2 separate regions of the Homo sapiens genome follow, and region 2 is linked to region 1. A link is an interaction called in ENCODE POLR2A ChIA-PET data of the cell type or tissue named here. Cell type or tissue: Panc1. All regions are shown on one strand. Links, peaks and the distances in the headings refer to the core of each region. The heading gives the core; the rest is flanking DNA. Region 1 overlaps NUMB (NUMB endocytic adaptor protein). Region 2 overlaps NUMB (NUMB endocytic adaptor protein).

Evidence for each region. Peaks named below come from ENCODE experiments on the same cell type or tissue, not always from the same donor. Only the 100,000 strongest peaks of a DNase experiment are listed, where the experiment ranks them.
Region 2: POLR2A ChIA-PET joins it to region 1 with 5 read pairs; 2 of 35 experiments call an interaction of 5 or more read pairs at or near these places.

What each region holds. Positions count from the first base shown.
Region 1 is chr14:73,336,741-73,352,894 of GRCh38, forward strand. All of the region lies in intron 4 of NUMB (NUMB endocytic adaptor protein), which reads right to left. Among named protein-coding and RNA genes, the nearest start is that of PAPLN-AS1, 99 kb to the left of the region's middle. In Panc1, for the core only: no CTCF peak of the experiment used is centred there; no DNase peak of the experiment used is centred there.
Region 2 is chr14:73,417,157-73,433,310 of GRCh38, forward strand. The region is part of intron 1 of NUMB (NUMB endocytic adaptor protein); the gene reads right to left. Among named protein-coding and RNA genes, the nearest start is that of NUMB, 33 kb to the right of the region's middle. In Panc1, for the core only: no CTCF peak of the experiment used is centred there; a DNase peak (open chromatin) is centred at 7,545; H3K27ac peaks cover 569 bases.

The DNA of each region.
Region 1 (16,154 bases), core at 5,143-13,142:
TACAGGCCAATCTGTCTCAAAAACAGATGTGAAGTTTCTGAACAAAATATTAGCAAACAGAATCCCTTAATATACTCAATAAATTCAGCTTGATCATGATGAGTACTAAGCTGAGTTTATTTCAGGAATGTAAAGTTGGTTGACTATTCAAAAAATCTAATCAGTGGAATAAACCAATTAACAATTAAGATAAAAATCATAATCATCTCGGCTAGGCATGGTGGCATGCGCCTGTAATCCCAGCTCTTTGAGAGGCTGAGGCAGGCAGATCACATGAGGCCAGGAGTTCAAGACCAGCCTGGCCAACATGGTGAAACCCTATCTCTACAAAATATACCAAAATTAGCCGGGCGTGGTGGTGCCTGCCTGTCTCAAAAAAAGCAAGACTCTGTCTTTAAAAAAAAAAAATCATAATCATCTCAATAAGTACACGAAAACTTTTGCTAAAGTTCAGTTTTCATTCATAGTTTTAAAAATATATCTTAATTGCCCAGGCATGGTGCCTCACACCTGTAATCCCAGCACTTTGGGAGGTCAAGGTGGGCAGATCACTTGAGGCCAGGAGTTTGAGACTAACAAGGCAAAACCCAATCTCTACTAAAAATACAAAATTAGCTGGGAGTGGTGGTGCATGCCTGTAATCCCAGCTACTCGGGAAGGCTGAGGCATGAGAATTGCTTGAACCTGGGAGATGGAGGTTGCAGTAAGCCAAGATAGTGCCACTGCACTCTAGCCTGGGTGACAGAGCACAACTCTTGTCTCAAAAAAATGTATCTATATCTACATCTTAACTAAGAATAGAGGGGAACTTGCTTAATTTGAGAAACTGTGATAAGACTGAAAATGAGGCAAGAATACTTGCTATCACCAATTCTACCCAGTGCTGTACCACAAGCTCTGCCCAGTGCAATGAGGCAAGAAAAAGAAATTATAAAAATTCAAATGGAAGATATACAACTGTAATATTCATAGACTATATTATTGTGTTAGTAGAGAAAACAAAGAAGATTCAAATAAAATACTATAATAACTGCATTTAGTAAGGTTGCTAGATCTAATTTCAATATACAAAGTGGTTAATATTTTTATAACAGCAATAAGCAGAAAATTATATTTAAAAATTTACCATTTACAACAGCATCAAAACTGAATGCTTGATTTCATCCCCCATTCACAAATCTACTCTTCTATCAACAGTCTTCCCCAAATTAATATATGGGAACTCCACCCTTCCAATTGCTCAAATCAAAAACATTGGTACAGTTCAGGTGCAGTGGCTCACACCTGTAATCCCAGCACTTTGGGAAGCTGAGGTGGGAGAATTGCTTGAGGCCAGGAGTTTGAGACCAGCTTGGACAACATAGTGAGACCCCCCCACCCCCAACCTCTACAGAAAAATTAAAAATCAGCCAGGCATCTGTATGTAGTCCCAACTAGTCAGGAGGCTGAGGCAAGAAGATCACTTGAGCTCAGGACTTTGAGGCAGCAATGAGCTATGAATGTGCCATTGCACTCCAGCCTGGGTGACAGAGGAAGATCCTGTCTCTTAAAAAACAAGCAAAGAAAAAAAAAAAGTTAACTTATCGTTCTCTTGTGACACTTTACAAATCTATCAATAAATGATATCAGCTCTACCTACAAAATATATCCAGAATCTGACCCTGTCTTACCACTTCCTCTGCCATCTCCCTAACATAAGTCACATCATCTTTCATCTGGATTTTTGTAAAAGCCTCTTAAATTATCTCTTTGTTATCACCCTTGCTCATCTATAGCTGATTCTCAGCACAGGAGCCAGAATGATCCTTTTAACATATAAGTTGTATAATCCCACTCCTCTGTTTAAAACTCTCCAATAGCTTCCTAATTATTTCCTTTTATTCATTATGAATAAGAGCCAAAATCCTTACAATGGTCTTTATAAGGCCCTACACCAGTAGTTTGTCAATGGGGAGTGTTTAGAAAATGTATGCGGGCATTTTTGGTAACAATGACTGGGAAAATTATTCCTGGGTAGCAGATGAGGGCCCATGGATGACAGCTATCTGGCTTCCTGTTTGACATCTGAATGTCCTACTGGACTTTCACTTAGAAACTTACTCATAATTATTTTAGATTAGATGTAACTCCACTTTACATATAAACACACAGTATTTTTTGCACAAATTGCTGTGTCAATCAAAGGAAGGTTGTACTTTGATAAGAATTTTATCAGGAGTTGTTTACCACTTCAGAAAATAACATCACCATTTACAATCCACTGTGGTATATGAGTTACCAACACATCATTTCTGTCTACATTTGCAGGTATCTTACCCACTGCAATTCTCTGTAAAAGTGTACTACTTTAGGTCTTCTAGTATTGTTAGGGCCATTTACGTACTGGATATAATTTCATCTAAAATTTGTTATTTCTTCTTTATATACTTAATTATGTAAGCATAGGTAGGTTATACTATGTATGCATTTCATTTCAGATAGTATAAGGAATACTGTAGCATGTTTGTAGTGAAAATGTAGGTGATAGGGCTGACAGTATTGAAAAGTACTAAACCAATGGTCTGGTATCCTGTTACTTATCTAATCTCATCTCATCTCTGCCTGTACCTTTTGCTCTAAACACACTGGCCTCCTTGCTGTGCTTCCAATATACCAGGCACTCTCCTGCCCCAGAGCCTTTGTACTTGCCATTCCTTCTGCTTACAACCTACTTCCCTCAGGCAACCTGAAATGCTTGCTTTCTCACTTTCTTTGTGTATTTGCTCAAAAGTTACTTTTTCAGTGAGGGATTTCCTAACCATCCCATTTTTTGTTTTTGTTTTTTGGTTTTAAATAGACATGGGGTTTTGCTATGCTGCCCAAGCTGGTCTCAAACTCCTGGGTTCAAGTGATCCTCCTACCTCAGCCTCCCAAAGTGTTGGGATTACAAGCGTGAGCCACTGTGCCCAGCCATTAACCATTCTATTTTAAATTGTAACCCCTGCCACACACACTCCCTTCATACTTAACCCTCACCCACAACCCCTATCGTTTTTTGTTTGTTTGTTTTTTAGAACTGGCAAAGGCTATTTATTCAGAGCTTGCTAGCAATGAGGTTAGTTTGGTAGAAACTGGAGGGCAGGCAGAAGAGTGGAAAACCTTCACAGGGCAGGCTCCAGGAATGTCTAGATGGAGGCTGCTGGCCTGGGGAAGTTGGTGACAGACACTCAAGGCAGAGCATCCTATGTGACTAGCGGGGGATGGAAGTGGTGGGGGGGACACACTTGGCTTTCTCTGGTTGGTCCAGAGTTGGAAGCAGGCACAGAGATTAGGGAAGCTAGCAGTTACTGATTAGGCTCTGGCCATTTGAGGCCAAATGTTATAGAAGTGATTGTTTAGCCATCTGACTACACACTTGGCCTCTCACTGGCAGGATGCTGGGCCCTGGCTGCCAGTTTCTGCAGTTCCTTGCTGCCTCCTATGTGTAAACGAGCTTTCCAACCTTGAGAATAGTAGATTACGAAGACAGAGACTTACTTTGGATGGCCAACAGTAGCCCAGTGACCTCATGTCCCATGGGCCTCAGCTTCCCCACCTGACAAACGAGCAGTGGGGACATCCACTGATGCCCAAAAACCAACCCCACCCCAGGCAAACTGCGCCATCTGGCCCAGTGGCTGTTTACCTCAGGCTTTCCCCTCCCCCAGTGTGCCTGTCTCACATGCCTTGTCTCACAACCCTAATTCCCTTTGAACATACCAGATACTTTACATATTTACTTATTCATAGTCTAATACCCACTAGGATGTAAGCGTAGTGCAAGGATTTTGTCTGTTCTCTGCTTTGTTGTTTGCTGTATTTGCAGTACTTAGAACATTGCCTGGTACACAGCAGACTCCATAAATATCTGCTAAATACATCAATGAATTATCGGTCTCATAGAGAAGAAAATGTAGCACATTACTTAGCTCTATACTAAACAATATTAAAAGTCATAATAATGAAAACTTTTACAATAAACTCAAGACACAGAATAGGAGATTTAATTAATGGCTATAGGACAGAATGCAAATGACTGATATGGTTTGGCTCTGTGTCCCCACTGAAATCTCATCTTGAATTGTAATCGCCATGTGTCACGGGAGGAACCTGATGGGAGGTGACTGGATTATGGGGGCAGTTTCCCCCATGCTGTTCTCGTGATAGTGAGTCTCATGAGAGCTGATGGTTTTAAAAGTGGCAGTCTTTTTCCTGTGCTCACACTGAGCTGCTCTCTCCTGATGCCATGTGAAGATGGTCCTTGCTTTCCCTTTGCCTTCCATCATGATTATAAGTTTCCTGAGGCCTCCCCAGCCATGTGGAACTGTGAGTCAATTAAACCTCTTTCCTTTATAAATTACCCATCTTAGGTATTTCTTTATAGCAGTGTAAGAATGGACTAATACACTGACCTACATAATGTTACAAATAAAAGGAAAACAGCAGATATAAGTTTGAAGGTAAGAGAGTAAGGCGTTTTAGTATTTTTATTTTACGTGGTGGGGAATCAAGATATACTACCTAAAGTTAACGGAACAATAAATTTATGAATATAGGATACCAACAGTAGAACTAAAAATAATAATTTAATTCCAAAAATCTAGGTGGAAAAGGGTCAAAGGTAGAAGGATGTGTGGGTTAAGTCATCCTTTCTTTTTAGAGAACAGTAGAAAAATGGGTAAATTAAGAGTAGTCAGTAAAACTGTATTATTTTTTAAAAATTAAAACATTACCAATGGTAAAAGCACAAACAAAAATGGTTAAAAGTGTCACTATAGAATGGAAATGGGGTAGGAAAAGTGTTGATTGATTGATTGATGAGGTCTGCTATGTTGCCGAGGCTAAGTACAGTACAGGTAGGATCACAGACCCCTATAGCCTCGAACTTCTGGCATCAAACAATCCTTTTGCCTCAGCCTCCAGAGTACCTGGGATTACAGGTTACCATGCCTGTTGTTTTGTTACCACAAACTTGTATTACTTTGATTAAAAAATATTTTAAAGTTTAAACTATATTCAACATTGTTTAATAAACAATTTTTAAACTGTCATGAGTGATAGTTTTATATTATAAAACTACAATATAGTACTTAGGGAGAGAACCCTCTAGAGCTAAAGCTACTAGAGTTCAAATCCTACCTTCAAATAATCAGATATTCCAACTATTCCCTTACAACATCATGTAACAGAAATCTTACTGCATACTAGGCCACAAAGAAAATAAGTCCTTAAGAGTTACTAAACGAAGTTGAACTTCTCTCAAATACCTCATTGCTCTGATGCAAAGACATTTCTTTAAATTTAAAAAAAAAATTTGTTTTAGAGAGACAAGGTCTCACTATATTGCAGGCTGGTCTCAAACCCCTGGGCCCAAGTGATCCTCCCGCCTCGGCCTCCCATAGTGCTGGGATTACAGGCGTAAGCCACTGTCCCTGGCCCCATTTCTTTAAATTTGTATTGTTTCAGGTAGAAGAGCAAATTATGATGTTTGCCAGCATGCCAGCAAATTTAGCTATGAAGACGATGTATCTGCTCAACCAACTGTAACCTTACTTGATTTATTTCATTGGTACTACACATGGCTGACATTAAGTTTGGATCACTACTTGTCACACAGAGTTATCTTCCAAAAAGTTACACTGTGAGGCAGCTTTGAAATGAAACATTATTGTAGGTGCAGAAGATTGTCACACAGGCAATAAAATTATAAGCACTGGAAAATGTCCTATCTGGGATAAACAACAGAATTTTTAATACTAGAACAGGTTGGTGTGGTCAATGCCTATCAGTCAGGTACCAAACATCTATCAAAAGCTTCAGGCCAACATTCAAGAGAAGATATTTAATTTCTAGTATTAAAAATTCAATGAAGGAAAAAACATGCAGATAAAACCTTCAGTATTCAGTTGGCATCTAACCAATAACAGCAGCAGCAGCAGCAACTAACGTTTATTGTGCACTCATCACGTACCAGGCAGTGCTGTGTTTTTAATGTACTGTATTTACTCATTCAACTCTCAGAACACTTGCACACAGCTAATAAGAGCAAAGCCCAAATTCAAACTCAAGTTGTATAGCTTAAAAGTGTATGCTTTGTTTGCTTTGAGACAGGTTCTTACTCTCTCACCCAGTCAGGAGTGCAGTGATGCGATCATGGCTTACTGCGGCCTCTACCTCCTTACCTCAGCCTCCTGAGTAGCTGAGACCACAGTCACATGCCACCATGTCTGGCTAATTTTTTCTGTTTTTTTTTTTGTAAAGATGGAGTCTCCCTATGTTGCGGAGGCTTCAAACTCCTGGGCTCAAGTGTTCCTCCTGCCTTGGCCTCCCAAAGTGCTGGGATTACAAGTGTGAGCCTCTGTGCCTGACCACAAAAGTATATGCTTTTAAAGTGTTCCAGATACCAGTCTAGGATTTTATTACAGAGCCACTGAAGAACATGAGGTAGGTAAGTGACAAGACCATATCTGCAATTAGGAAGATCACTACTACAACACTGAGATAACAGTTTGGAGGAGAGACAGATTGGAAGCAAGAGTAGTAGAGTTCTTGTAATGGTCTAAGGGGGAAAAAAAGATAAGGACCTGATTAAAGTAGTGGCAGTAGGAAAATGAACAAGAGGACAAAAAGGATAGATATTTAAGAAGAATAAATATGATATAGTAACTACGGTTGACATTGTTAGTTGCCTACATGACAGGCATTCTTTCAACCAGCTTCCCCGCTGGAAGAACCTACCTCCCTTGATGGTACAGGCTGAAAATACAAAGTAATCGCTTCCTTAGCTTTCCTCACAACTATGGCTTGGGCATTTTATTCTAATCCTAGTCAGTGGGAATTAGTGGGAAGTCTCTGTGTGTATGTATGTAACGGGCTGCCTTATCCTAATACAAAAAACATTTGCTTCTTTATTCTGTCATTTGATACTAATGAGTGAAGGTACATACTCTTTAATTGGGTTGCTGGTTCCTGTTTGTTAATATTTTATCAAGAGCTTTGTGTTGATATCAAAAAGGAGATAGTCTCCTTTTTGGATGCTATCAAGTTTTGAAATACTATGTATGTAAAAAGAATTTATAGGCTTATAAAAGAAACTTATAAAGCTTTAGGAAACAGATAAAGCATCAATTTTGTCTTTGTAGTAAAGCTTTAATAGTATTCGTGTGAAATGATCTGGGCCTGGTGCCTATGTTAGGGGTTGGGGGTTGCCTAAGTTGGGGATAGAAGATAAGGTACCTCTTTAATATCTTATGGTATTTCTTCTACATGAATTGTTCTATCTATATTTTCAATTTGTTTTAGAATCAGTTTTTGTCATTTATATAACCTAAGAGTATTACCAACTTTATCTATGTTTTCAAGTTTATTTGTATAATAAAAATTTAAATTTTCAGTCTGTGATTATTTTCCCACTTTATTTTTTATTTTGTGCATCTTTGCTTTTATCTTGATAAATTATATTCAGCTACTTCTAATTTGGCATAATACTTTGCACCAAAATCTTCTGAAATCACAGGTTATTACATTTTACATGGTAGGTCAGCCACTGGATCAGAACTTGCCTCTGAGAAATACTGAAATAATAAGAGCTCTACTTTCTGTGCTATGGCTACATGGCTACACACAAAATAAGAAATGCTTGTTATTAAAATACTAAAAATACTATCTGTTCTAATTTCTAGCACAATGGCAGTCCTTATCTCAGAAAGGTGTGGTCTCCAAAACCATTTGGCAAATCACTTAATAGAGCAAAATGTTGGTTTAAGCGGTAAACACATGCATTTCTAGCATCCATATGCTCAATTCTCCATCTGGTCTATCCTATTTATACATGTTGGCACAATTCCTAGTAACAACTGAGTAAGTGCTTTATATCCCTAAACCAAAGGGATAGGAAAGCCCTTCCATCTTATTTAACAGTGAGTTAAAATAATGAGACCAAATAACATAAGTATGAATCCTACATTCAGCCCCTTAATCTCTATCTCTCCAAATCTGAAGAATGACCTCCAGAATTTACCCAATAGAAGATCCACTTCAGCATGCCATATGTTCTACATAATCTGGTAAGATTTTAATTACAAGTTAAATGATTAGCTAGGATTCTACCAATTTATTAACAATCAAAAATAATACCAGCATTAAAAAATATGTTAGTAGACAATTACAGGTAGATTCTTAGTATATTACTTTAATTGATGAAGCATACTGTTTAAATCCAGCAATCCCATTACTGGGTATATACCCGAGGGAATACAAATTGTTCTACCAAAAATACACATGCACTTTTATGTTCATCACAGCACTATTCACAATAGCAAAGATACGGAATCAACGTAGATGCCCATCAGTGGTGGACTGGAAAAAGAAAATGTGGTATGTATATACCATGGAAAACAATAAAGTCATTAAAAAACCTGAAATTATGTCTTTTGCAGCAACATGGATGCAGCTGGAAGTCATTATCCTAGCGAATTAACACAGGAACAGAAAACCAAATATCTCATGTTCTCACTTATAAGTGGAAGCTAAACAGTGAATACACATGGATACAAAGATGGGGAACAACAGACTCCGGAGCCTACTTGAGGTGGGAGGGTGATGGTCGAAAAACTACCTATCAGGTACCATGCTCACTACCTGGGTGATCAAAGCATTTGGACACCAAACCCCAGTGACATGCAATTTACCCATGTAACAAACCTGCACATGTACTCCTGACTCTAAAATAAAAGATTTAAAAAAATCAATAGTTCTCGAAATTTTTGGTCTCAGGACTTAATTACATTGAGGATCCCAAGGAGTTTTTTGTTTATGTCAGTTATAGCTACTAATAATTGCTGTAGTAGAAATTAAAAATAAGAACATTTGGCCGGGCACAGTGGCTCAAGCCTGTAATCCCAGCACTTTGGGAGGCCGAGGGTGGATCATCTGAGGTCAGGAGTTCGAGACCAGCCTGGCCAACATGGTAAAACCCCAGCTCTACTAAAAATACAAAAATTAGCCGGGCGTGGTGGCAGGCACCTGTAATCCCAGCTACTCAGGAGGCTGAGGCAGGACAATCACTTGAACCCAGCAGGCAGAGGTTGCATTGAGCCGAGATCGCACCAGTGTACTCCGCCCTGGGGGACAAGAACGAGACTTCATCTCAAAAAAAAACCAAAAAAACAAAAAAATTTAAAGATATTTAATTCATTTTAAAATAATTAACTCCATTGTGTGGTAACTTGAATAGCATATTTCTAATGAAAAATAACTATATTTTCCAAAACAAAGAAATTTAGTGAGAAGAGTGGCATGTTGTGATTTAATACTCGGCTTAGAACTCTTGAAAAAGTTCTGGGATCTCACTTTGAGAAGCACTAGATTAAGTTTCCTATGGGTAATATTTCATTTGTTACATTAAAATCCCTTCTCCATTAAAAAAATTATCTCTGTAGGCTGGGTGCGGTGGCTCATGCCTGTAACCCAAGAACTTTGGGAGGCCGAGGTGAGCGGATCACCTGAGGTCGGGAGTTCGAGACCAGCTTGACCAACATGGAGAAACCCCCGTCTCTACTAAAAATACAAAATTAGCTGGGTGTGGTGACACATGTCTGTAATCCCAACTACTCGGGAGGCTGAGGCAGGAGAATTGCTTGAACCCAGGAAGCAGAGGCTGCGGTGAACCGAGACTGCACTATTGCACTCCAGCCTGGGCAACAAGAGTGAAACTCTGTCTCAAAAAAAAAAAAAAAAATTTATCTCTGTTATACCAGCAGATAGAATTGCAAGACGAGCTCTGAAACCTACTTTAATTAATCATTACTGTTACCAATTATATAGATACTAATATATTTAAATATACACAGTGAAGATGAAACCAGCCGCAGTTGCACTTTATTATGGCTAGTAATGGCTCATGTTTCTATAAGCTTCTCTCTCCTATTCTCTAGCTATTTCATTGTCCTCAAAATCCAGTTCCTCAACTTCTCTATATCTGTCTTCACTTCCTATTTCCTTGAGAAAATAAGTCTTCAGAATAAAATTCCATCAATCTCAAGCCACTAATACCACAAACTGAGGTGAATTTCCAGCCTATTTTCCACCTTTGCTCCTGTTAAAATAGAAGCAGCATTCTTCCTTCATTTTAAAACTAATCCGTTCTCTACATGCTTCTTTGTAAAAAGCATTTAATTATGCTCAAGTAGTTCCCATCTTAATAACAAAACACAAAAGGAAATCACAGGTGATTTATTAACTTTGTTTTTTATTTTTTAGAGACAGGGTCTTGCTTTGCCATCAAGGCTGGGGTGCAGTGGCGTGATCACTGCAGCCTCTACCTTCCAGGCTCAAGTGATCCTCCCACTTCAGCCTCCCAAGTAGCTGAGACTTATTCACTTTAAATGAGTACACTTCATGGTATGTAAATTGTCTCTAATAAATCTGGTTTTAACCCCCCACCCCACACTCACATGTTCCTTAACCTCACACTATCTTTGCTACTACTCTGCTTTTTGAAGATAAACTTTTATTCAAAAAATTTTAACAGCTTTACTGAAATATATTTATATAAGAAACTGTACATATTTAAACTCTACAGTTTGCTGAGTTTTTCAAATATGTATATACCTGAGAAACCATCACCACAATCAACAACAAACACAGCCACCACCACCAAAGTTTCCTTATGCCCCATGTAATTCTTCCCTTCCACCACTCCCCCATCCTTATACAACATTTTCAGACAAGCTTGAATTAGATTTGTTGTCTCCTTCCTTATTTTGCATCCATTCACTCCTCAATCTGGATTCTATACTCAGGATTGCACTGCAAGTGCTGTCATTATCATCAAAGTCACCAAGACTTTCAAGTTTTTAATCTAATGAGGTTTCATTTCTCACTTGATCTCTTTACAACATTTGACCACTTTCTCCTATGTTGAAACTTTGGTTTCTAAGACCATACTCTCCAGGTTTCCCTTCGATCTCTTTGGCAATTCACTCTCACTCTCCTTTGAACAAGCCTATTTCACTGCCTGTCCCCTCTATGTTGGTATTCTTCAAAGGTTTGTTCTAGGCCATCTTCTCTCTTTCCCTAGGCAATCTCACCCACCCACAACTTTAATTTATGTACGGTCAGTCCGCATCATTCAAGGATTTGGCATCTGTAAATTTACCTACTCACTAAAATACATTTGTAACCCCCATATCAAAACTCATGGTGTTTTCTTGGTCAGTGAGGATCTGCATGTGCATGTCCCATAGCAACTTCAAAAGGAACTCATTTTCTCTACTCCCAAATTTGTTATTCCTTAGTGAGTGCCCCCAACACCCTACCAGTTGCCACCATGGAAAACCTTGTATTCCAAGCTCACTGGTCTCTAAGGCAAGGCAGAATGAGGCATCTTTTGCCCTGCTATATCTGACTGAGGAAATGCATCTACCTCGAGAATATGGAAAATACATTCCAAATTCTGATTCTCCTATTGTACTCTGGGAGTCAGTTGTATATAAGTGTATGAGTTGGGGAGGGAAGGAGTGACACAACATAGCAGAGACACTGAATGTCCTACAGAAAGGATTTCAAAAAGCCATTTGGAAAGGACAAAACAAAACGCACTCTAAATAAGCTGCCCTCCCTGCACAGTCTCTAAAGCAGAGGTCCCCAACACCAGGGGCCATAGCCCAATACTGGTCGGTGGCCTTTTAGGAAATGGGCCACACAGCAGGAGGTGAGCGGAGGGCGAGCAAGCATTACTGCCTGAGCTCCACCTCCTATCTCATCAGTGGCAGTGTTAGATTCTCATAGGAGCGCGAACTCTATTGTGAACTACCCACGTGAGGGATTTAGGTTGTGCGCTCCTTATGAGAATCTAAGGCCTGAAGTGGAACAGTTTCCTCTCAAAACCACCTGCCCCAGCCCCCTAACCCCAGGCCATGAAAAAATTATCTTCCACGAAACCAGTCTCTGGTGCCAAAAAGGCTGGGGACCACTGCTCTAAAGCATATCCCATCTAGCTGATTTTATGACAAGTGAGAATTACACTGAAAGATATCAAAACTTATTCATCTCACACAACATACTTAAAAGCTATAGATTTCACAGCTGATTAGAAGAAGTGCTTCAATTAACTTTACTTCAATTATTTCAACACTGTATACAAACCTCTCAGAATCTGTGAATGAAGTGTTAAAAAAATTATAAATAGGATATATGCTCACAAGAAATGTCACTAGTTCCAAAGGACACAGACTAAAAAGTAAAATATCTTCAATCCTCCATATTCATTCTGCAGTTATTTGTGTCTTAATATTTCTTAAACACAATAATCATATATATTTTTCTTTTAACTGAACAAAATCATACTATATACATAGTTCTGCAGCTTGCCCTTATCACTTAATAATAAATACACTGGAACCAGGCACTCTGGCTCATGCCTGTAATCTCAGCACTTTGGGAGGCCAAGATGGGCAGATCACCTGAGGTCAGGCTGAGGTCAGGAGTTCAAGGCCAGGCTGGCCAACATGGAGAAACACCAACTCTACTAAAAATACAAAAATTAGGCCGGGCACAGTGGCTCATACCTGTAATCCTAGCACTTTGGGAGGCCAAGGTGGGCGGATCATCTGAGGTCAGGAGTTCATGACCAGCCTGGCCAACATGGTGAAACCCCATCTCTACTAAAAATACAAAACTAGCTGGGCATAGTGGCAGGCGCCTGTAATCCCAGCTACTTAGGAGAATCTCTTGAACCTGGGACGCAGAGGCTGCAGTGAGCCGAGATCGTGCCATTGCACTCCATCCTGGGCAACAAGAGTGAAACTCCATCTCAAGAAAAAAAAAAAAAAAAGGGTGGCCAGGCGCGGTGGCTCACACCTGTAATCCCAGCACTTTGGGAGGCCGAGACGGGTGGATCACGAGGCCAGGAGATCAAGACCATCCTGGCTAACACGGTGAAACCCCGTCTCTACTATAAATACAAAAAATTAGCCAGGCGTGGTGGCAGGTGCCTGTAGTCCCAGCTACTTGGGAGGCTGAGGCAGGAGAATCGCGTGAACCCGGGAGGCAGAGCTTGCAGTGAGCCAAGATCGCGCCACTGCACTCCAGCCTGGGGGACAGAGCAAGACTCCGTCTCAAGAAAAAAAACAAAAAACAAAAAAAACTAGCTGGGCATGGTGGCAGGTGCCTGTAATCCCAGCTACTTGAGAGGTTGAGGCACAAGAATCACTTGAACCCAGAAGCAGTGAGGCGTGGTTGCACCACTGCACTCCAGCCTGGGCGAGAGTGAGGCTCTGTCTCACATACATACATACATATATACATACATACATACATACACACACACACACACACACACACACACACTGAAGTCAGTGTTTCCTATGTCAATGATCATCATCTCTGCTCAGGGCAATATGAAACTAGGTGTCTTTTTTTTTTTTTTTTTTGAGATGGAGTCTCGGTCTATCACCCAGGCTGGGGTGCAGTGGCGTGATCTCAGCTCACTGCAACCTCTGCCTCCCGGGTTCAAGCAATTCTCCTGCCTCAGCCTCCCGAGTAGCTGGGGTTACAGGCATGTACACCATGCCTGGCTAGTTTTTGTATTTTTATTAGAGATGGGGTTTCACCATGTTGCCCAGGCTGGTCTCGAACTCCTTACCTCAAATGATCCACCTGCCTCAGCCTCCCAAAGTGCTGGGATTACAGGCATGAGCCACTGTGCCCAGCCTGTGTCATTTTTAATACTACTCTTTTTCATTCCTTAGATTCAGTTCATCTCCAATTTCTATTACCTTTACCTACTTTTTTTTCTTTTTTTTTTGAGACAGGGTCTCGCTCTGTTCCCTAGGCTGGAGTGCAGTGGTGCAATCATGGCTCACTGGGCTCAAGTGACCTTCCCACCTCAGCCTCCTGTGTAGCTCAGATGACAGGTGTGTACTACCACATCTAGCTTTTTTTTTTTTTTGTAGAGATGGGGTCTCACCATGTTGCCCAGGCTGGTCTCGAACTCTTGGGCTCAAGTAACCCTCCCACCTTGGCCTCCCAAAGTGTTGAGATTACAGGTGTGAGCCACCATGCACAGCCTAACTTTACCTCTTAATTATCGATCAATTTATTTCATTTCTCTTCATCTTCACAGTCACCACCCTAGTCTAACCTACCATTATCTATCCTTTGAATTACTGTGATAATATTTTGCTAGGCTCCTTGTATCTAGCATGGGCTACTTCCAAACTACACTGCAGCCAAAGTCATTTTTTCAAAGTGCTTTTCTGGGTTGGAGTTGGCTGAGGATTGAAAAATTACCAGTTGAATACAATGTCCACTATTTGGGTGACAGGTACACTAAAAGCCCAGACTTCACCACTATGTGATACATGCGTGTAAGGAATCTGCACTTATACCTCCTAAATCTATAAATACATACATTTTTAAAATAAATAAGATGGCCGGGCACGGTGGCTCATGCCTGCAATCCCAGGACTTTGGGAGACTGAGGCGGGCGGATCACAAGGTCAAGAGATCGAGACAATCCTGGCCAACATGGTGAAACCCTGTCTCTACTAAAAATACAAAAATTAGCTGGGCATGGGGGCACGTGCCTATAGTCCTAGCTACTCGGGAGGCTAAGGCAGGAGCATCATTTGAACCCTAGAGGCGGAGGTTGCAGTGAGCGGGGGTTGCAGTGAGCTGAGATCGCGCCACTGCACTCCAGCCTGGCAACAGAGCAAGACTCTGTCTCATAAATAAATAAATTAATTAATTAAATTAAATAAGTAAGATACTTAACACAAAAAATGCTTTTCTAATACCACATTCTTGCTTAAAAAAAACTATTTACAGAGTTTGGGAAGATGAAAAAGTTCTGGAGATGACTGGTGGTGATAACTGCACACCAATATGAGTATACTTAATACCGTTGAACTGTACACTTAAAAATGCTTACAAGGGGCCAGGCGCGGTGGCTCACGCCTGTAATCCCAGCACTTTGGGAGGCTGAGATGGGTGGATCACGAGGTCAGGAGATCGAGACCATCCTGGCTAACATGGTGAAACCCCGTCTCTACTAAAAATACAAAAAATTAGCCAGGTGTGGTGGCAGGCGCCTGTAGACCCAGCTACTCGGGAGGCTGAGGCAGGAGAATGGCTTGAACCTGGGAGGTGGAGCTTGCAGTGAGCCGAGATGGCGCCACTGCACTCCAGCCTGGGTGACAGAGCAAGACTCTGTCTCAAAAAATAAAATAAAATAAAAATAAAATAAAATAAAATAAAATGCTTAATAGGATTAATTTTATGTTATATGTACTCTACCTTAATAAATAATGAAAAGAACACACGATTTAATGGCTTCCCACGTACAAAATCCTTAGTATGGATACAAAGCCCTGCCCTGCTTTCCTACAGGGTCATCTCAAACAACTTTCTGCATTACAGTTTTCCTTTACCATTCTTTCCTCTTGTCACCCAGTGCCTACATATACATGCTTTCCATAATTTTCTAATGCTCTATTCACCTTTTCATGTAATTCATTCCCACTCAATCTTCAAATATCAGGTCAAGCTTTACTTTCGCAGAGAAGCCTTACTCTGATCCTATAGTCTAGGATCAAGTTTTTTTCTTACATGTTCTTACAGAACCAGATTTCTTTTCTTAAAAGTATTTACCTTGGGTTGTAATAATATATATATACACACACACACACACACACACACATACACACACACACACACACATATATATATATATATATATATATATATATATATATATATATATATATATATGTTTTTTTTTTTTTTTTTTTTTTGAGACAGAGTCTCTCTCTGTCGCCCAGGCTGGAGTGCAGTGGCACAATCTCGGCTCACTTCAAGCTTCGCCTCCCTGGTTCACGCGATTCTCCTGCCTCAGCCTCCCGAGTAGCTGGGATTACAGGCGCCCGCCACCACGTCCAGCTAATTTTTTTTTTTTTTGTATTTTTAGTAGAGACGGGGTTTCACCGTGTTAGCCAGGATGGTCTCAATCTCCTGACCTCGTGATCTGCCCGCCCTGGCCTCCCAAAGTGCTGGGATTACAGGCATGAGCCACCGTGCCTGCCCTGTAATAGTATATTGTTAATGCAAATATCTAACTAAAGTCTGTTTCCCTCACA
Region 2 (16,154 bases), core at 3,754-11,753, 79 kb after region 1:
TCAATAAAACCTCTGCATTCACCACCCTCAAGTCCATGTGTGACCTTATCCTTCCTGGATGCCAGACAAGGACTCAGGTAACAAGAGGGCAGAGTGTAAAAGGCTTCACTCTGACTTACACACTTAGCCATCTGTAGATGGCAACTGCTAAAAGAGCATTAATTGTAACACACTCCTAGACGCTACCATGGGGCTGGAGCCCAAAAGCACTCTCCCTGGCTCCTGCACCTGCCTGTCTGCATGTTCCCCCTCCTGTAAGGGGTTTGAGTGAGGGGCAACTGAGCCATACCGCTATCACAAGTCCCAGAAGGGGGTCAGGAAACTCTCCTGTTTCACTGTGAGCCAAGGTCGAGCCACTGCACTCCAGCCTGGGTGACAAAGTGAGACCCTCTCTCAAAAAAAAAAAAAGGTATGTATTGATTAAAAATACATCTATAATGTAAAAAAACAAAATCAGTAAAGCATATGGTGGTTACTCAAATTAAACATAGAATCACTATATATTCTAGCAATTCCATTTCTAGGTATATACCCAAAATAACTGAAAGTAGAGACTCAAACAGATATTTGTACACCAATATTCAAGGCAACATCATTCACAGTAGCCAAAAGATGAAAACAACCTAAGTGTCCACCGATGGATGAATGGCTAAACAAAATGTAGTCTAGGCCGGGAGCCATGGCTCATGCCTGTAATCCCAGAACTTTGGGAGGATGAGGTAGGTAGATCACAAGGTCAGGAGTTCGAGACCAGCCTGACCAACATGGTGAAACCCCATCTCTACTAAAAGTACAAAAATTAGCCGGGCATGGTGGCATGCGCCTGTAATCCCAGCTACTCAGGAGGCTGAGGCAGGAGAATCACTTGAACCCAGGAGGCGGAGGTCACAGTGAGCTGAGATCATGCCACTGTACTCCAGCCTGGGTGACAGGGCAAGACTCTGTCTCAAAAAAAAAAAATGTAGTCTATACATAAAATGGAATATTCAGCCTTTAAAAATAATGAAATTCTGACACTTGCTGCCACAAAGATGAACCTTGAAAATTGTGCTAAGTGAAATAAGCCAGACACAAAAAATAAACAAATATTGTATGATTCCATGTATATAAGATAACCAGAATAGTCAAAATCATAGAGACAAAAAGGAGAATGGTGGTTTTGTGGACTGGAGAGGAGTGGGGTATAGGAAATTGTTGTTTAATGGGCCCGTGCCCATTTCAGTTTGTAAAATAGAAAAGTTCTGGGATGTACAGTGGTGATGGTTGCACAATAATGTCAACATACTGAATGCCACTGAACTGTACATTTAGAAACAGTTAAAACAGTAAATTTGGCCAGGCATGGTGGCTCACACCTGTAATCCCAGCGCTTTGGGAGGCACAGGCAGGTAGATCATCTGAGGTCAGGAGTTCAAGACCAGCCTGACCAACATGGAGAAACCCCGTCTCTACTAAAAACACAAAATTAGCCAGGCATGGTGGCACATGCCTGTAATCCCAGCTACTCAGGAGGCTGAGACAAGAGAATCGCTTGAACCCGGGAGGCGGAGGTTGCAGTGAGCCGAAACTGCGCCACTGCACTCCAGCCTGGACAACAAGAGCAAAACTCTGTCTCGAAAAAAAAAAAGTAACTTTTATGTATATTTTACCACATAAGGAAAAAAAAAGCAAAGCAAACCATATCACAACTTCTAGACTGGAATGAACACTGTGTTTATTATTTTTGAGTCCTATGGTGACTCTTCTTCCTTTGCTTTCTCATTATTCAGCACCCCTATACAAGTCATCAAGAATAGGACCAAAGAGTCACCCTTATAGTTCAAAGCATAATTACAGAAGTTATAATTTGTATCCACATTCTAATAATTAAACCCTGAATCAAAGTTAAAACTTGGAGCTTCTTTGCATAAATTTTTGATGACATAAGATTAAAGTTAAGTATGTTCATAATGTCAGGTTTATAAAAAAAAGAAAAACAAATAAAAAATAAATTCCTACGTAAATTATCTTCTCTTTGGCAAAAATTTCAAACTATCTAGTAGAAGGAGGAAAAGGAATGAAAATCTCAAGAGGGCTGGGCGCGGTGGCTCACGCCTGTAATCCCAGCACTTTGGGAGGCCGAGGCGGGCGGATCACAAGATCAGGAGATTGAGACAATCCTGGCTAACACGGTGAAACCCGGTCTCTACTAAAAATACAAAAAACTAGCTGGGTGTGGTGGCGGGCGCCTGTAGTCCCAGCTACTAGGAGGCTGAGGCAGGAGAATGGCATGAACCCGGGAGGCGGAGCTTGCAGTGAGCTGAGATTGCGCCACTGCACTCCAGCCTGGGCGACAGAGCGAGACTCCATCACAAAATAAATAAATAAATAAATGAATAAATAAGGAAAACCTCAAGAGATATAACTGAATACTCATATTAGAAAGTCCCCAGAAAACTGAAGAATAAACTATTGAAATTTGAGCCTTAATGAATATGCAGTTTATGGTCAAAATAAGTAAAACGGGGAGCTAAGTCTGACATCAAAGTAAACAGAAAGTCCCACCCAAGAACAGAAAGTCCCACCCAATCCCATCCTGCCCCTTAACATCCTCAGACAATGGTGGGAAACTCTGGCATAACCCAAAATATGTAGTTAGGGCACACGTACAGAATTCACTCCATCAAGGAATGGGAGTACTTAAGGGATGAATCCAAACTTAGTCCAAGCTGAAACTTAATTTTTTTTGAGAAAGAGTCTTGCCCTGTCGCCCAGAATGGAGTGCAGTAGTGCCATCTTGGCTCATTGCAACCTCTGCCTCCCAGGTTCAAATGATTCTCCTGCCCCAGCCTACCAAGTAGCTGGGACTACAGGCACATGCCACCATGCCCAGCTAACTTTTGTACCTTTAGTAGAGATGGGGTTTCGCCATGTTGGCCAAGCTGGTCTTCCTGACCTCAGGTGATCCACCCGCCTTGGCCTCCCAAAGTGCTGGGATTACAGGTGTGAGCCACGGCACCCAGCCCTAGCTGAAACCTTATTGCACTCAAGACCCAGATGTTTCCAGGTATGAGAGCAGTGTTCCTGCTTAGCCAGGCACTCACTGCAAGACACGTTGTCGTCTGACACAATCTATAAGCAAAGGAAAGCCAGGTCAACAGACTCACACTCCAAAGGAAACCAAGACAGCTGTCTTCAACTGTGAAAATGAACTGGGAAATCATTTATATGGTCACAATCAGCACTTAGAGAAAAACACACTGGAAAAGATAAGTGTATCACATGTATAAGGGTGACTATTGATTCACATTTTTTTTTCAACTGTCTGTGTGTGCATGTGTGTGTATAGGTGTGTGTAGGTGGGGAAATTACCACCAAAAATGTTTTAAAAATTCATTGTTAGGCCAGGCACAGTGGCTCACACCTGTAATCCCAGCACTTTGGGATGCCAACGCACGCGGATTGCTTGAGTCCAGAAGTTTGAGACTAGCTTGCTTGACGTGGCAAAACCTTGTCTCTACGAAATATACAAAAATCAGCCAGGTGTCATGGCACACGTCTGTAATCCTGGCTACTTGGGAGGCTGAGACATGAGAATTGCTTGAATCTGGGAGGTAGAGGTTGCAGTGAGCTGAGATCGCACCATATTATTATGGAAATAGACACTTGCACCTATACACAGAATCACCATGAATATGGCTGCACTCCAGCCCGAGCAACAGAGCCAGACCCTGTCTCAAGAAAAAACACAATAAAATAAAATTCATTATTGTAGAGAAATTTTGTATTAACATGTGTACCTGAAGACATAAGCAAGAATATTTTTGTAAGAGCAACAAAATGCGGAAAAAAAATCTATCTTTAGAAAAAAGACAAATTGTGGCATAGTCATAAAATTAATACAAGTATCTGAGAAATGCACAACAGTGCACAAACCTGAAATAAATTGCAAATAGGTAACCTATCTGTTCTCAGTTTCTGAAAATTAATATGCTGCCTAAAGTAATACAAGAGAAAGAAAAGGAAAGTTTTTTTTTGGTGTTTTTGTTTGTTTGTTTGTTTGTTTTGAGACAGAGCCTTGCTCTGTCACCCAGGCTGGAGTGCAGTGGTGCAATCTCGGCCCACTGCAACCTCCACCTCCCGGACTCAAGCGATTCTCCTGCCTCAGCCTCCCGAGTATCTGGGATTACAGGCATGCACCACTGCGCCCAGCTAATTTTTGTATTTTTAGTAGAGACGGGGTTTCACCATGTTGCCCAGGCTGGTCTTGAAGCCTCAGGTGGTCCACCTGCCTCAGCCTCCCAAAGTGCTGAAATTACAAGCAAGAGCCACTGTGCCTCACCAGAAAAGTAATTTTTAATAAAATATTTTAATATGCAAATGCTCAGGTATAATCATCCTAAAATTCATATTATTACGGAAATAGACACTTGCACCTATACACAGAATCACCATGAATATGACAGCTACAAATGTAGATTGAGACAAATAAGCTGAATAGGAAAATCAAATACCATAAGGGGCAATGCCATTAGTAATAGGATTTTCTAAAACAGTGAACAACTCTTGGTAAAGTTCTGAACAAAACAAAGTACAATTTGCCCCAGGTTAATACTCAGTAGTTACATTCCTGGAAAATTCGGTGTCTATTAAAACTATGTTTAAAAAAAACAAACACTTTGTGTCTAAATGTAAAACAGAATTAGAATAACCTAAGTATAGGCCGGGTACCGTGGCTCACACCTGTAATCCCAGCACTTTGGGAGGCCGAGGTGGGTGGATCATTTCAGGTCAGGAGTTTGAGCCCAGCCTGGCCAACATCGTGAAACCCCGTCTCTACTAAAAATACAAAAAATTAGCCCGGTGTAGTGATGGGTGACCGTAGTCAATCCCAGCTACTCAGGAGGCTGAGGCAAGAGAATCGCTTGAATCTGGGAGGTGGAGGTTGCAGTGAGCCAAGATTGCACCACTACACCCCAGCCTGGACGACAGAGCGAGACTTCGTCAAAAAAAAAAAAAGATAAGCATAAACAGGTTTTTCACCTACAATGTCTGGGGAAATAAAGTTATGCGGAACTGTCTCATACCTTGTGGGATGTCAGGCACTCCTGGCTCCTGTTCATTGAATGTCAAAACTGGACTCATCCTCCTCTAATCATTGTGGCAACCAAAAGTGCATCCTCAAAGATCCAAACACGTCATAGTAGCAGTACTATCCTTGTGGAGAACCAGAGCCTTTAAGCAATGATAGAGCTCAATATGGCCTCCAAATTGCCCTTGTTTTCATGACACCATGAGTTGAATAGGATAAAAAGCCTAACCAATTTCTAACTCTGGTAAAGAAGGTCTATTTGTTTGTGTTACTATAAAGGAAACTGAAACTAGGAAATTTATAAAGAAAAGAGGTTTAACTGGCTCATGGTTCTGCAGGATATACAAGCATGGCACCAACATTTGCTTGGCTTCTAGTGAGGGCCTCGGGAAGCTTACAATCATAGTGGAAGGCCAAGTGGGAGGAGGCAGATCACATGGTGAGATCAGGGGAAAGGGGGTGGGGACGTGCCACACTCTTCCAAACAACCACATCTCACGTAAACTCACTGAGCAAGACTCATTTATCACCAAGGAGATAATGGTAAATCATTCATGAGGGATCTGCTCCCAGGATTCAATCACCCCCCTGGCCCCACCTCCAACCTGGGAATCACATTTCAACGTCAGATGTGGAAGGGACAAACAACCAAACCATATCAGGAGGAAGAGATCCTGTCTCAAAAAAAAAAAAAAAAACTGTTATATTCCCAGATGTTATAGTTTACACAAAGTGTTTTTGTTTAAATTTAATCCTTATAACTGACAGATATCATAAGACAGATGTCATTATTCTTTTCATATTACTTATAAGGTGAACAATCTCAAAAAGGTCAGTCACAAAGCTGGTGACAGAGACAAGATTTCAAGCCCTCTGATTTCAAATCCTGTGTTCCTTCCACCAAACTAAACTGCTTTACAAATATCCAGTATGGCAATACAGATAAAAAGGAGTATTTATGGCACAAGATCAATATAAAGACTCTTGATTGGCCGGGTGCGGTGGCTCACTACTGTAATCCCAGCACTTTGGGAGGTCAAGGTGGGTGGATCACCTGAGATCAGGAGTTCACGACCAGCCTGGCCAACATGATGAAACCCTGTCTCTACTGAAAAAAAAAAAAAAAACAAGCTGGGCACAGTGGCTCACGCCTGTAATTCCAGCACTTTGGGAGACCGAGGCAGGCGGATCACCTGAGGTCAGGAGTTGTAGACCAGCCTGGCACCAACATGGCAAAAGCCCATCTCTACTAAAAAATACAAAAATCAGCTGGGCGTGGTGGCTGGTGCCTGTAATCCCAGCTCTTGGGAGGCTGAGGCAGGAGAACGGCTTGAACCCAGGAGGTGGAGGTTGCAGTGAGCCAAAATCACGCCACTGCACTCCAGCCTGAGCATCAGAGCAAGATTCTGTCTCAAAAAAGAAAAAAAAAAAAATTAGCCAGGCATGGTGGCACACGCCTGTAATCCAAGCTACTTGGGAGGCTAAGGCAGGAGAATGGCTTGAATCCAGGAGGCAGAGGTTGTAGTGAGCAGAGATTGTGCCACTGCACTCCAGCCTGGGCGTCAGAGCAAGATTCTGTCTCAAAAAAATTAGCCAGGCATGGTGGTGCATGCCTGTAATTCCAGCTACTTGGGAGGGTGAGGCAGGAGAATCGCTTGAACCCGGGAGGCGGAGGTTGCAGTGAGCTGAGATTGCGCCATTGGACTCCAGCATGGGTGACAGAGTGAGACCCTGTCTCCAAAAAAAAAAAAAAAAAAAAAAGACTCTTGATCTATTTTGATACATGACAGAATGACAGACGGTTGTATTAATACTTGTACTGTTTGTACTGTAGGCTGGTACAAAAGTAATCATGGTTTTTGCCATTAAAAGTAATTGCAAAAACCACAATTACTCTCTCTCTATATATAGAATCTCACTCATTTCTGAATATGAGAAATTTTTAAATATTGGCAGTCTTGTCCTAGATTGAAAAATAAAAAAGAAGAAACATTTAAAAAGAAAGACATAAAATTTTAGGAGCAACTATGACAAGCAGTGTTTAATTTCTTCCTAATACCTGAAAGGTTCTGGGTCAGAATCCTAATATGTCTTCTACTTAATCAAAGATTTCCAAATCCCATCATTGATTCTGACAACGAATTAACATAATTTTTTTAAAAACCTTTGCATTTGGGGACAAATGTATAACCATTAAGAACTTTATAAAATCTTGCCGTAACTAAAGTGCTTCTAATGAAGTCACTATCAATCCTCTCAGTGCCATGATTCTTTCTTGATAAAACACTCTCATGGTTCCAAACACCTATATGCACACAGTAGTTTATAACATAAGACAAAAATAAAAACAAAGGCATACTCAGGGCTTGATGTAAGAGGAAAAAAGGAAGTGGCATGTCGTATTATTTCAGCTGAAGAAACAAGGAAGTAGGATCATTTACCAACAAGCATAATCTTCATGAGCACGTCTCTAAAGGGCAGAATGATATACTCAGGTTTTCCTAAAAAAGAATAGCAGACAATGGTCTACAACACTCATCTCTCCACTAATTCAAACCCCAAATCCAAGAAGAAAAACTAATTTAACTGACCGTTCTGATTTATAAAGAAAAAATAATAATGCATGCTTCTGGATTCATGGTTCAAGTTTACATGACTAGAATGACGGCTTTAGGAGTTGCAATATGCAAACATATAAGTCATAACCTAAACACAGAGGCTGGAAGTTTGTCCTATAATATTTTATCCCTCCTTTTTGTTCTTCTTTCTCCTAAAAGATCTTTACCTCAGTCAGAACTATGGTTGTCTAAGCCAACATCTCTACCCCAAGCACCACTTTATTTTCTCCCTCATACACATTGTTACACCCCTTTTTCCTGACTTAAAATTCACTCCTTGCCAACTTCTATGGTGTCTCTATGACATCTACACAGGTTAAACTGACTTCTTTGATTCACAGCTAATAGAAAGTACATGCAATAGAGCTTAAAGGAGTATCAATTACATGAATATTTCTGGAAAGCAACTGTAAATACAAAGAATAAAGCACTCTGTTACATTGAAAAAAATTGCAGTTCATCATGAAAAACCTTCAGTTCAAGGTACCTAGGATATAGATTAAGATTAAATTTAATATAATTTTTAAACTTTGTTTAACAAATAGAAATAGGGGTCTCGCTATGTTGCCCAGGCTGGTTTTGAACTCCTGGCCTCAAGCAATCCTCCTGCCTCAGCCTCCCAAAGTGTTGAGATTACAAATGTGAGCCACTGCACCTGGCCTAAAATTAAATTTAAATGTCTCACCCAAGTGCCTCAAAACGTGCCGTAATTCCCAAACAGATTTACAGATATTCTGAATATTGACTGACAAGTATTTAGGGGTTACTATATAACTGTCTAAATACCAACAAGGAATTATAGGACTCACTTGAAAATATAATAACTACTATATATAGAGCACCTACTATATTCAAGGCACTGTTCTAAGAATTTACATATAAATGTGTATAAGTGTGTATAATCTCATTTCATCAGCACAAAGAAACACTAAGAGATAGGGGCTATAATTCTAATTTTATTTAATTTTTTTTTTTTTTTTTGAGACAGAGTCTCACTCTGTCACCCAGGCTGGAGTGCAGTGGTGCAATCTTGGCTCACTGCAACCTCCGCCTCCCAGGTTCAAGCAATTCTCCTGCCTCAGTCTCCGGAATAGGTGGGACTACAGGTACGTGCCACCAAGCCCAGCTAATTTTTTGTATTTTTAGTAGATACAATGTTTCAACATGTTCTCCAGTCTAGTCTCAAACTCTTGATCTCAGGTGATCCACCCACCTTGGCCTCCAAAAGTGCTGGGATTACAGACATGAGCCACCGTGCCCAGCCTCTAATTTTAAAGATGAGAAAATGTGGCTTTGAAAGAAGGCAAGATTTGAAATCTTGGCTTCAGGCCAAGATGGTACAGTAAATTCACCCAAATAACTATATATAAGTGTATCAAATATATAAATAAATAATGCATAGCTGGCTCAAAAAATAATGTAAATACCTTCCAGGCATTGATAAGTAATACAAATGCAAAGTGGTAAGGCCTCTGAAGCCAGAGGCCTACTGGGCTCCTGGTTCAGAAGCAGGCAGTGGCTGGGAGTCTGGCTTCCTTGGGGAACAGGCAAGAAAAATGTTCCATGTAAGACAGAACCTGGCCTGGCACAGGGGCTCACACTTGTAATCTCAGCAATTTGGGAGGCCAAGGCAGGAGGATCACTTGAGCCCAGGAGTTTGAGACCAGCTTGGGCAACACATAGAGGATCCATCTCTACAAAAAATTTAAAAATTAGCCAGGGCCGGGCGCGGTGGCTCAGACTGTAAACCCAGCACTTTGGGAGGCTGAGGCGGGCAGATAACCTGAGGTCAGAAGTTCGAGAACTGCCTGACTAATATGGTGAAACCCTGTCTCCACTAAAAATACAAAAACTAGCCAGGCGTGGTGGCGGGCACCTGTAGTCCCAGCTACTCAGGAGGCTGAGACAGGAGAATTGCTTGAACCTGGGAGGCGGAGGTTGCAGTGAGCCAAGATGGTGCCACTGCACTCCAGCCTGGGGGACAGAGCGAGACTCCATCTCAAAACAACAACAAAAAAATTAGCCAGGCATGGTGGCACATGCCTATAAGTCCCAGCTACTTAGGAGGCTGAGATGGAGGATCACTTGAGTCTGGGAGGTCCGGGCTGCAGTGAGTCATGACTGTACCACTGTACCGCAGTCCAGTCTGGGCAACAGAATGAGACTCTTACATTTAAAAAAATAAAAAATAAAAAAGACAAGACAGAGTCTGCCAGAGCTAGGGTGGGGGTAGAGTTCCCTTATTTATAAAGAAGGCTGAAAGCAACTGGCCAACTCTGCCTGGAGCTATTGCTTACAGGAAATAACTCTTAAGTTGCATGACCCAGACACAGCTTCAAAAACAAGAAAGAGGCCTGGTGCGGTGGCTCACGCCTGTAATCTCAGCACTTTGGGAGGCAGAGGCAGACGGATCACCTGAGGTCAGAGACCAGCCTGGCCAACATGGTGAAATTTTGTAAAAATACAAAAATTAGCCGGGCATGGTCGCACACGCCTGTAATCCCTGCTACTCAGGAGGCTGAGGCAGAAGAATCGCTTGAACCTCGGAGGCAGAGGTTGCAGTGAGCCAAGATCGCGTCACCGTACTCCAGCTTGGGCAACAGAGTGAGACTCTGTCTAGAAAAAAACAAAACAAAACAAGAAAGAGACCAAGCCACCTGCTAGTTCTGTGACTGGATCTGCAATATCCACAATATCAACAGTATCTCTAAGGAGCAGGAACTCTAAACTTTGTTCTAGAATTGGGGTCTAGAGGCAATCAAAACTACTGTACAAGAAAGAGAAAACACAAGACGGACAGTGAAAGCCAGTTCTCAAGTATAGAAGACAACTAAAGCTGCTGTTATGTCTTGAATAACATTCCAATCTCCATTTCCTGAATATGTATCTATTAAGACTGCTTCTGGTGCTCTCTCACATCCCTCGGTATTTATAAGATAAACTCTTAAGCAGTTAAGGTAACCAGAAAGAACCTAACACGCTTAAACCTTTTCTACTTTCCCAACAAACCAACAATCATGATCATCTGAAAATATTATTTTTTAATGCGATAAAGTTACAAAAACCTATTCCTAACTGACAGCCCTTGAAAAGTACAAAAATAAGCAACTAGATTTACCAGTTAAAGAAAAGTGTCTTTATAACTAACTTTGTTGAGTGGGCCTAAGCAAACTTTAAGTGTTATGGAATCTCTCATATTTAGCCTTCCTATTATCAACCAGACACAGGACTTTCCTACCACTAGGAAGGGAGTGGTTTCCAGTTTTAAGATGATACAATTGAAAAGTTTTGAAAAGGAATTAAAAATAGTCTCAAGAGAATAACTTGAAATAAAAACTGTGTTTTAATAAAATATGAGTCAAATTAGTAATCCATCACTTAAATCCTAGATCTGTGTCTGCTACTACCTAGCTGTGGGACTTTAGCTAACCTACCTACCTAGGCTTTGGGTCCTTTATCTGTTTAAAAAAAGAACACTTTATGAGGTCTCTTGGGCTCTTCTAATTCTGACATCATAAAATTCTATTAAATGTATGACAGGAATGTTTGCTAAGTGTAAACATATTCAGCATTTACACAGTGTTTTCAACACCTTCAAAACTCTACCAGTGAGGTCCACCACCTTCTCTCCTCCCAAAGTCACATAAGCAGAATCTAAAAAAACATGGCTAGGCACAGCGCCTCGTGTCTGTAATCCCAGCGCTTTAGAAGGCAGACGTCAGGGGATCTCTTGAAGCCAGGAGTTCAACCAGCCTGGGCAACATACCAAGACTTTGCCTCTAAAAAAAATTAAAAATTAGCCAGGTATGGTGGTGCATGCCTGAGTCCCAGCTACTCAGGAGCCTGCGGCAGGAGTTCAAGCTCAGGAGTTCAAGGCTTGAGCTTGAGCTCAGGAGTTCAAGGCTGCAGTGAGCTATGATCACACCACTGCACTCCAGCCTGGGAGACAAAGTGAGACCCTGTCTCTACAACATGAAAATAAAAACAAAATAAAACATTTTCTGAGATATTTCCAAAATAATTTTTAATATGGTAATATATGCTAGAACTTTAATTGGAGAGGTGTAATTTATATATACTCTCCTGAGTTTGAAAAAACACATAACTATGTAACCACCACCACAATCAAGATATAGAACAGATATAAAAGATACACAGAACACCCAAAAAAATTCCCTCATGCCCTCAGTAGTCAAACTCTCTTCCAATCCCTCGCAACCACTGGTCAATTTTCTTTCCCTAGGGGCCGGGCACAGTGGCTCACGCCTGTAATCCCAGCACTTTGGGAGGCCGAGGCGGGCGGATCGCGAGGTCAGGAGATCGAGACCATCCTGGCTAACATGGTGAAACCCCATCTCTACTCAAAATACAAAAAAATTAGCCGGGCGTGGTGGCGAGCACCTGAAGTCCCAGCTACTCGGGAGGCTGAGGCAGGAGAATGCCGTGAACCCAGGAGGCGGAGTCTGCAGTGAGCAGAGATCACGCCACTGCACTCCAGCCTGGGTGACAGAGCGAGACTCCATCTCAAAATAAATAAATAAATTTTCTTTCCCTATAGTTTTGCCTGTTCCAAAATACCACAAAAATGAAATCACACAGTATGTGGCCTTTTAAGTCTGACTTCCTTCATTTAGCATAATGCATTTGATATTGTACAATGTTAGTGAATGCACTGCCAAATCATATGCCATTGTATAGATGTGCCATCCTTTATCAATTTACCAGTTGAAGTGCATGTGCATTATTCCCAGTTTTTGGCAATTACGAGTTTGGTGCAAAAGTAGTTGTGTTTTTTGCCATTAAAATGGCATTAAAGCTGTGTGGCTGTAGCTCACACCTGTAATCCCAGCACTTTGGGAGGCTGAGGCAGGCAGATCACTTGAGGCCAGGAGTTTCAGACCAGCCTGGCCAACATGGTGAAACCCCGTCTCTACTAAAAATACAAAAATTAGCTGGATGTGGTGGCACATGCCTGTAATCCCAGCTATTCAAGAGGCTGAGGCAAGAGAATTGCTTGAAAACCTGGGAGGCAGAGGTTGTAATGAGCCGAGATCGCACCACTGCACTCCAGCCTGGGCCATAAAGTGAGACTCTGTCTCAAAAAAAAAAAAAGGCATTAAAATGGCAAAAACCGCAATTACTTTTGCATCAACCTATACTGCATTTACATACAGGTTTTTGTGTGACTGTGTTTTCATTTTACTTGAATAAATACCCAGGAGTGAAACTGTGGACCATTCTGGTAAATGTACATTTAATTATATATTTTATATGTTTTAAATTTACATTAATAAATATTTTATATATTTTAAATATATATTTTGCATCAACCTATACTGCATTTGCATATAGGTTTTTGTGTGACTGTGTTTTCATTTTACTTGAATAAATACCCGGGAGTGAAACAGTGGACCATTCTGGTAAGTGTACATTTAATTATATATGACAACCTGCCAAATTGTTTTCCAAAGAGGCTATACCAACAATGAATAAGGGTTTTGGGGCCAGGGGCAGTAGCTCACACCTGTAATCCCAGCACTTTGGGAGGCCGAGGCAGGAAGATGGCTTGAGCCCAGGAGTTCCGAGACCAGCCTGGGTAACACAGTGAGATGCCATTTCTATAAAAAAGGTTTTTTTAATTAGCCGGGTGTGGTGGTACATGCCTGCAGTCCCAGCCACACAGGAGGCTGAGGTGGAAGGATCACTTGAGCCTAGGGGGTCGAGGCTGCAGTGAGCCATGATTATGCCACTGCACTCTAGTCTGGGTGACAAGGTAAGAGACTCCGTCTCAAAACAAACAAAAAAAAGTTTTTGGGCCAGGCGTGGTGGCTCAAGCCTGTAATGCCAGCACTTTGGGAGTCCGAGGCGGGCAGATCACGAGGTCAGGAGATCGAGACCATTCTGGCTAACACGGTGAAACCCCGTCTCTACTAGAAAAAAATACAAAAAATTAGCTGGGTGTGGTGGCGGGCGCCTGTAGTCCCAGCTACTGGGAAGGCTGAGGCAGGAGAATGGTGTGAACCAGGGAGGCGGAGCTTGCAGTGAGCCGAGATTGCGCCACTGCACTCCAGCCTGGGTGACGGAGCCAGACTCCATCTCAAAAAAAAAAAAGTTTTTGAATTTTGTTCTTTGAGACAGAATCTCAGTCTGTCACCTAAGCTGGAGTACAGTAGCGCAATCTTGGCTCACTGCAACCTCTGCCTCCAGGCTCAAGCAACCCTCCCACATCAGCCTCCAAATCACTGGGATTATAGGAGTGCACCACCACATCCAGCTAATTTTTGTATTTTTAGTAGAGATGGGGTTTCACCATGTTGGTCAGGCTGGTCTCGAGCTCCTGACCTCGTGATCCACCCGCCTTGGCCTTCCAAAGTGATGGGATTACAGGCATGAGCCACCGCACTTGGCTTTTCTTTTTTTTTTTTTTTGAGACAGAGTCTCACTCTGTCACACAGGTTGGAGGGCACTGGCGCGATCTCGGCTCACTGCAACCTCTGCCTCCCGCATTCAAGCAACTCTCGTGCTTTGGCCTCCCTAGTAGCTGGGATTACAGGCATGTGCCACCATACCTGACTAATTTTTGTATTTTTAGTAGAGACAGGGTTTTGCCACATTGGCCATGTTGGCATGGTGGCTCATGCCTGTAATCCCAGCACTTTGGGAGGCCGAGGAAGGTGGATCACTTGAGGTCAGGAGTTCGAGATCAGCCTGGCCAACATGGTGAAACCCTGTCTCTACTAAAAAAATACAAAAATTAGGCGGGCATGGTGGCATGTGCATGTAATCCCAGCTACTCGGGAGGCTGAGGCAGGAGAATTACTTGAACCCAGGAGGCAGAGGTTGCAGTGAGCTGAGATCACGCCACTGCACTCCAGCCTGAGCAACAGAGCAAGACTCCGTCTCAAAAAAAGAAAAGAAAGAAAATTTCATCAATTTCATGTGGAATTTATCATGACTTTTAAGGCAGTTTTAAACTACCTGTCTAAACAAAAATATTAAATATACTTACTCTTTCTAAAATCTTTACCCAAAGGGAGTAAGAAATAAGGGGAAGGGGCAGAGAGTGGTAGACTCCAAAATATTCAGTACTACACCCTGCCCAAATTCCAAAGTAATTTAATTAAACACTTTCCAAAAAAAAAATTCAGGTATTTTAGCAGCACTCTCAAAAGTCCAGGCATAATTTTACTAATAATTAACTTGTAACACTTTGTTATTCATAAGCCCTTATAGAGTATAACTTTTAATTCTATTCATTCAATAAGAATGTACTGATTACCAATCAAATCTCCAAAGAGTATAAGCAGTACGATAGTACTATATACAAAAATCACAGAATTTTAAAGGTTAGGAGAGATTTGAAAGAATAATCAAGATAATTTTACAGAGTAACAAAGTTTGGGGAGGATGAGGCTTCACCACACTAGATATCCACACTTATTATAAAGCTACGGTAAATAAGACAGTGTAATATTGACATAGGGATAGGCAAATAACACAAGAACAGGCTCACATGTATATAGAGATAAGATACATGACTTAAGATCCTCATTGAAATGAGAGGAATGAATGCTACTCAATAAATAGTGTTGGTCCTATTTATTTTGTATATTTAAAAAATAACGTACTCATTATTCACTATAATTTTTAGAATATTTCAGCATTAAAAAAACTTTAAAGATCATCCAGTCAAACACTATCACTTTATAAAAAGAGAAACAAAGACCCAGAGAAGACATTTAGCCAAATCATACGGGCAGGATAAGAATTAAACTCACATATCATGTTTATTAACATTCAATACATATATAAAGAGCTTCTCATTCACTCCTTAAGTCAGCCATGACAGGAATAATGACACCAAATCAGAAGTGGAGGAGACACAAAAGGTATGGTGAAGGACATGGCCAATCAGTACTATCATTTCCTGTGATGCCTAGACCCTCTTTCAAGGAAATTGGCCAAAAACTCTAGCCCTCTCCTGGAAGATTAATCTTATCTAAACCCAAACTAATGATGAAGAATAATTCTGTGGTCTCAGTATGCAGGGAACTCAGAAAGAAAGAAGAGAATTTTTGACCAGACATGGTGGTTCACGCCTGTAATCCCAGCACTTTGGGAGGCTGAGGCAGGAGGATCACCTGAGGTCAGGAGTTCAAGACCAGCCCGGCCAACATGGCGAAACCCCATCTCTACTAAAAATACAAAAAAATTAGCAGGGCATGATGGCACACGCCTGTAGTCCCAGCTACTCGGGAGGCTGAGACAGGAGAATTGCTTGAACCTGGGAGGCAGAGGTTGCAGTGAGCCAAGATTGCAGCAAGCCAGCACTTTGGGAGGCCAAGGCAGGCAGATCACTTGAGGTCAGGAGTTCAAGACCAGTCTGGCCAACATGGCAAAACCCCGTCTCTACTGAAAATACAAAAATTAGCTGGGCATGGTGGTGCATGCCTGTAGTCCCAGCT